Regions from separate parts of the Homo sapiens genome. Here region 1 is linked to region 2. The links are chromatin contacts, found by Hi-C or POLR2A ChIA-PET in ENCODE. All regions are on one chromosome and are shown on one strand. Each heading gives the region's core, a stretch centred on a gene start or an enhancer-like site at or near the end of the contact. The rest is flanking DNA. Distances are from core to core; before and after follow the strand shown. Region 1 overlaps CD2 (CD2 molecule). Region 2 holds the start of HIPK1-AS1 (HIPK1 antisense RNA 1).

Evidence for each region. Hi-C counts contacts between places; a loop is a spot of excess contacts on that map. ChIA-PET counts read pairs that join two places held with the same protein, here RNA polymerase II (POLR2A). Pooled maps may share reads with other maps.
Region 1: a loop to region 2 is called in a map of naive thymus-derived CD4-positive, alpha-beta T cell, with 7 times the contacts of the local background. The contact joins the enhancer-like site here to the promoter of HIPK1-AS1 in region 2. A Hi-C loop is called at or near these places in 1 of 168 maps with a recorded cell type or tissue (naive thymus-derived CD4-positive, alpha-beta T cell) and 6 of 50 pooled maps. POLR2A ChIA-PET finds 5 or more read pairs at or near these places in 2 of 52 experiments (activated naive CD4-positive, alpha-beta T cell and naive thymus-derived CD4-positive, alpha-beta T cell).

The regions. Positions count from the first base shown.
Region 1 is chr1:116,767,004-116,770,403 of GRCh38, reverse strand. CD2 (CD2 molecule) reads right to left here. Exons shown (of 5, transcript NM_001767.5): 5 at 1,175-1,940. The coding sequence ends at 1,621. Among named protein-coding and RNA genes, the nearest start is that of CD2, 14 kb to the right of the region's middle. RefSeq lists cis regulatory regions at 426-457, 532-554, 629-652, 720-740 and enhancers at 226-755, 88-1,187, 1-1,187, 1-1,187. Within about 2 kb of position 1,308, at least 5 of the 41 ENCODE cell types and tissues checked have a DNase peak (open chromatin) inside an H3K27ac peak, as active enhancers do.
Region 2 is chr1:113,928,012-113,931,073 of GRCh38, reverse strand. It overlaps HIPK1-AS1 (HIPK1 antisense RNA 1), which reads left to right and starts at 1,549. Exons shown (of 3, transcript NR_110726.1): 1 at 1,549-1,712; 2 at 2,686-2,830. It overlaps HIPK1 (homeodomain interacting protein kinase 1), which reads right to left and starts at 1,750. Exons shown (of 16, transcript NM_198268.3): 1 at 1,542-1,750. RefSeq lists silencers at 1,020-1,329, 1,350-1,399 and an enhancer at 1,520-1,839.

The DNA.
Region 1 (3,400 bases), core at 59-2,558, 2.8 Mb before region 2:
TAGACGGAGTTTTGCTCTTTTGCCCAGGCTAGAGCGAAGTGACACGATCTCACCTCACTGCAACCTCCACACCCCAGGGTTCAAGCAATTATTCTGCCTCAACCTCCCGAGTAGCTGGGGTTATAGGTGCGTGCCACGATGCCCGGCTAATTTTTTTTTTTTTTTTTTTAAGTAGAGAAGGGGTTTCACCATGTTGGCCAGGCTGGTCTCAAACTCCTGACCTCAGGTGATCTACCTGCTTTGGCCTCCCAAAGTGTTAGGATTACTGGCACGAGCCACCATGCCCGGCCAGAGCCCTCATCTCTCTACTGGGTAGATCCTGTGGCAATTGTTACCTAGCTGGATTTTGTGTTTGAATTTTGGGAGGCGATGAGGTTTCATTCATCATTGCCCTTAGTAATTAACTCTGGTTGCTGGAAAAATAGACTCTCAGATTCAGAGGAAAAAGTAGTTCAATCCTCAGTGAGCTGTCACAGGAAGTCCTGAATGTACTTAGTTTTTGTGGTTTAGCCCTCAGAGCTTCCTGCCAGAGTGTAACAAGGTTTAGCAAGTCTAAGAAGCCAAGGAGAAGGCGGGCAGACAGGACCACAGACAAGGCACCAGCATTTCAAAGCAGGTGCCTTCTCACCACCTATTGTTTTAGAACTCTAACTGAAAACTATTTTTTTCTCCCCACTTCCCTCAAAGTACAGCTGCATGACTGCTAGCTGGGGATGGGGTCTGACCTTTTAATCATAGTCATTTAAGACACTTAAGATTTGATTCAACTGAGTTGTCTCTTAGCCTATCTTTTTGTATGTCATCTGATGAGTTCATGACACCTCCAGTATCCATAGATTCCCTTGTTTTGAAGGATGACAGTACAGGTCATTATGACCGTGTCTGAACAGTCAAGAAAGTAAGACCTAAAATGTTAAGTTTTCTGGTGACTCCTGTTAACGTTTGTGCATGGAGGCTTTAATTCATTATGGAAATCTACAAATAGGTTGTTGGACCCAGCTTTGCAGCTGAGACCTGGGGAGCATGTTCGGGTCATTCTGGTGAGGACTAAGGAGGTCTCAGCCGGATTGAGTTGACTGAATTTGATCCTGCTGTCACACCAGCGAGGCTCTTTCTTATTCGGCAGCTTCCTCTCCTCGACACTGGGATCCTTCACACAATGAGCAGACACGGGTCTAGTCAAAGCTTTTATTTCACTTTTACTCACAGGATGGTGGGCAAGTGTCCACCAGGGCACATAAGAAACTCCAGAGTCTCTTAAGCAGATAGGCTGCTTGTAGTGAGACCCAGGCACACCAATCACTTGATTTATCGCATCTACACATGACCTGAGAGGGGACAAGAAATCTCTAAGATTTCTGTGCTCGGTCCTCTACCATTCTTGCAATCACACTTATATTGCTTCTCCTTACTGGTGTGATGGAGCTCTCTGAGGAGACCAAAAACTCCAGATGTTGACCACATGGCTGAGTTCGAAGATGCAGAGGTGGCTGTGGCCCACAGCCTCAGGAGGTGACAATGTTCTGCACACAGAAAACACCTCATGGAAGTACGGATATGCACATCAGGAGGGCAGAAATCCACAGTGCTTTTTATTGAAAAAGACAGTTTCTATCTTTTTTAATTAGAGGAAGGGGACAATGAGTTTTCTGCTGCCCCATGGGGAGGTTTTGGCTGAACTCGAGGTCTGGGGAGGGGCGGGCCTTTCTGCTGGTGAACTTGTGTGCCCGACGGAGCAGGAGGCCTCTTCTGAGGCTGGTGCTGAACACGGTGTCCAGGAGGCGGGGGACGATGACTAGGTGCCTGGGAACGATGACCAGGTGGTGGAGGAGGATGTTGGGAAGTTGCTGGATTCTGAGGGGTTGAAGCTGGAATTTGGTGGGGCTTCCGGCCCCTTTCTTCAGTAGCTACTCTGTGGGCTCTTGTCTCCAGCTCCTCATCTGCAACAACAAAACCTCAATAGAGTTCATCTTGGCCAGGTGAAATCAATGTAAATATTGAGTACCTTTTATATGCAAGGCGCCATGCTAGCTGCTTTGGGGGATGCAATGAGGAAGCAGAAGTTGCCCCTACTATCTGAGAACTCTAAGCTTGTAGGAGAGAAAGAAGTGCTCACCATAAGGTAGAGTGAAAGCCTAGGACAAGAGAACTCAAGGAATCAGCAGGAAGAAGACACATGGGTGGAGGGCTTTGTGCCTGGGGCTCCCATGATCAGAGAGAGCACGCAGACCTGGAACCCTACCTCTGTGCTGACCTAGAAATTGTTCCCTGAGAGCAAGAACCTCATGGTTAGAGCGCATGGGAAGGGGTTATGAGCAGTCATGGAGGATATTAGTAACTACATTCCTTCTGAGGCATTTCTATGTTAGATCTGCCTTTCCCCCAATTCTACTGTCATGCAATCCACCTTCCGGCAAGAGGTTGGAACACATGCAAGGAACTTTTTGTCCTTAGAAATTTACTCGCTTCTCAGAAATTCAAGACCTATGTTCTTGGCCTTAGGAGGGAAAGAACTCCTCCTCTCCTCACCCTTCAGGATTTTCTTCTTTGTGTGACTTCAGTCCATGAAAGCAGGCCTACAGCTACTCGTAATGTAGTTTTTCCTGTACTCTTAAAATCACAGGGAATCTGTGAAGGTGCCCAGCTGCTAGAGGCCTGGAGCACCCTGCTGGCCCCTCTGGACTCCTTTAGGCTGTAAGTTAGGTATTTCAGTCCCTGCACCCAAGGCCGTCTTTGCAGTGGCTCCAGAGGGAGGTAGGAAGAGAAGTTTTTCCCTGGGGTGAAATAATTACCTCTTTTTTTTTTTTTTTTTGAGTTGAAGTTTCACTCTTGTTGCCCAGGCTAGAGTGCAATGGTGCGATCTTGGCTCACTGCAGCCTCTGCCTCCCAGGTTCAAACAATTCTCCTGCCTCGGCCTCCTGAGTAGCTGGGATTACAGGCGTTCACCACCACGCCCGGCTAATATTGTATTTTTAGTAGAGATGGCGTTTCTCCATGTTGGTCAGGCTGGTCTCGAACTCCCGACCAGGTGATCTGCCTGCCTTGGCCTCCCAAAGTGCTGGGATTACAGGTATGAGCCACCGCACCCAGCTGAAATAATTACCTCTTACATCTTTATGGAGATGTGTGGCTGGGGAAGCACAAGCCCTCTCTAAGCATCACCCTGTAACTTCCGGATGTTGATTCAAACCAGATGGCCTCCTCTGACTACATGAAATGTGAGCATCAGATGGCTTTGAGTGTAGAGTCAAAGTTAGACAATGTGATTTTGATACCTAAATGGCTCGTGTGCTCTAAGCACAAAGAGGAAAGGGCCTCCAGAAAGGACAAAACACATCCTCTATGCCATCTTCCGTGCCCTGCAGTCATTGCTTAGGTTATGTCCAGTAGACTGTGGAGA
Region 2 (3,062 bases), core at 300-2,799:
CAAGAGCGGGAAGCCACACTGCTGTTTTCACCAGTTACTAAGAAACAAGATAAAGGACAGATTGGGACAGAGAGTCTATAGCTGAAAGTATTATGTTGATGCAATTACTGAGAATTCCCAAAGTGTCACTAATAGACAAGAAAGAGCATCTAGGACTGCCTCTAAATGAGTCTACCTACAACAGAATCAGTGATTAAGTAAAGAAAAGACTTACTGGAGCTTGGGGGTTTTCCCCCCCTCTTCCCTACCCGCATCCTCCCATCCTGAACCCCCCTCCCCAAGTAGGAAAGAAAGCTCGCCCAGCATAAACACAGGCCATTGCTCACAGCTCGTCACCACAACAAACTGGAGGTTAGACCAACGCTCCTGGAGACGGAACTCCACGTCTTGGTTGCTAAGCACAAAAAGGGGACTCTTCCCCACAGACCTGTGAACAGTGTGGGCCTTACCAGAATTTTGGTTGTTTCTCCACCTTCCCCCTCCCTTTTGTTTTTTTAACGAAAGCTTTGAAAGTGGTGGCAGCAAAAGTTTCCCTTTGGGCCAGACCTCTAGATCTCCCTTGTACAGATATACATTAGGTGGGCTGGTCTCACGTAGTCTCCACCGTCATTACGAATTACAAGCCTAACGACTACAGAACATCAGCGGAGACGACAGAAAAGCTTCCACACCCACCCCACTGTCGTCCTCTCCAGGCACGGCTTCCTGGTCCCAAACAGCACAAATAACCCAAAACCATGGTGATAAGCGGAGCTGTGAAGTACACACGCACAAGCCACACACTGGGAACCTGCCACGACAGCCGGGGAAAAAACCGGCCGAGTGAGGAGACGCAAGGCGGTCCCCTGTCACTTAAGGACAACACGCCCAGGCGAGAAGTGGCAGGAGGCAGGGGGAGTTGCCCCGAAAACCAGCCCGGAGCCTCCCCACCTTCCTGGGAAGGCAATCCCCTCAGCGGCAGTGAGCGGCCGGGCCGCAAGACGCGGCGCCCGGTCCCAGGCAGGGGCCCTTTGAGGAAGGCGCCCCCGGCAGGCTGGGCGCTCCAGGAGAGCCGGCGGCCGGCCCGGCCCCGCCTCAGGGAGCTGAGGGGAAGTCGCTCCCCGCCGAGGACCCCTCCTGCCCGTCCCCACTCACCGCCGGTGTGTCTGGTTCTCAGCCGCGAGCTGGGGCTGCCGTGAGGAGGCGGCGGAGGAGACGAGATCTGGGGCCCCGCAGCCGGGTCATCATACCCCCCGCGCGAGCCGGCCCGGGCCCCGGCCCCCGCCCCCCGGAGCCGTCCCCGCGCCCGTCCCGCAGGGGGAGCCTCCTCAGCCTCCCTCCCGCTCCACCACCCAGCCCCTTCCCGCCGCCGCCGCCGCCGCCTCAGCCCCGCGCGCTCCCGCCTCGGCCTCCTGCTGCCGTCCGGGGCTACCGCCGGGCCCCTTGCTCCGCAGCCGCCGTTGTCGCCAGACCCGACGAACGGAATGCCGAGCGGCCGTCCCTCAACCCGGCCGGCCCCGCCTCGCCGGAACTATTCACCCGCCCCGCGCCATGACACCTACTGAGGCGGAAGTGCAGCTGAATGGACTCTCTAGGACGATCGCATAGTACTGATTGCAGTAGGAGTCGGTGGGCCTCGAGTAGGTGGGCCTCCGTAGGGAGCCAGCGTGGATCGAGTGCGGGGCCTGGACTTCCCGCCCCCTCCGCACTGCAGACTCTGCGGTGATTTAAAGGTGCCTGGCGGTGGTACGGGATCCAACTGTAAAATGTCATCCCAGCTAGTGTGACATCACCACAGTTTAGTGTGACACCCCCAGAGCTTGGGCAGTGTACGGGACGACAGTGCCTAGCAGAGGAGCTTCACTGCCGGTGAGGGATTACCTCAGGTTAGGCTTTAATGTTTCGTTGCCGTCTAGAGACGTTCTAGCAATGTGACATCTGTGTACCATATCTGGAAGTCTCCCTGTACGTCAAGAGCCCCTTAGGGGAGTCTCCCATTGCCGCCGTGGGAACCTGTGTTTACATTACGAGGAGAGAGAATAGCTGTACTCTGAACTCAAACGCTCAAAACATGCAGTGAGCGAATGCTAGCATAATTTTCTTGCCTCTACCAGAAGGAAGGCTGGGTATTTAGGAAACAGAACGCGTTGGGCACAACATTCTGAGAAAATGGACACAGAAAATTAGGTTATCCTAATAGAAAAGCAGTTGCATCTCCCAAAGTCAAGAGATTCTGTAGGACTTCCGATGTATCTCCTGCTGTGTAAAATATTCAGGTTCCTGAAGTGGGGGACATTTTTAGGGCAACTGTAATTTCTTCATTTTTTCCATCCCACAAGTGCTGGAGGCAGCAGTGATCTGAGCTCTAGAAAGTGACTGTCCGTCACCATCGGTATTTGCATATACTCTGTGAGGAGAAGGGCAGTTGTGGCTAAGACAAAATTCTACTATCAAGTTTTGTTTCTCAAATCTCACTCATTAACATCTTTGATTTCCTTGGATCCCCATAACACACACAGAAAACTATGATTTGTGTAAAATGCGCTGAAGTACCTTTTAAGGGAAGTCATTTGGCTTTCTCTCTGGCTTAACAACACGGGGAGCAGTTCCATTTTATCTGGAACAGGGAAGTTTATTTCCCTAGAGAACTAGGGTTACCAAAAATGTTCGATCCCACAAGGCAGTTTTGTTTGCATATTTTCACAGAAACTTCCTTCTACTACTTAAAGTCCTCACATTGGGCTGACCTGGGAAACATGAAGATAAAAAGAGTGGGTAAACATGCCTGCTTGATGAGCCAGAAAAAAAGGCAGAAACCTGTGGTCTGGGTAGAACAGATCCTGCTCAGAATGTAAGCTTCAAACATGTTTATCATGCCTTGGTTCAACCTAACTCTCTGACATGTTCCTAAACTCCTGCTCTCTCAAGTTATGTCCCTTTCCTCTTTTCAAATATCTCTCAGAATTCACCCTTTCGGGAACCTTTGCTGATTGACTCCTATTTTATTTGAATTCTGCATCATCATCTGATTACTTAAATTAACCTGTACCTTCTTTATTTATACTTGTTAACTTCTATTTTCA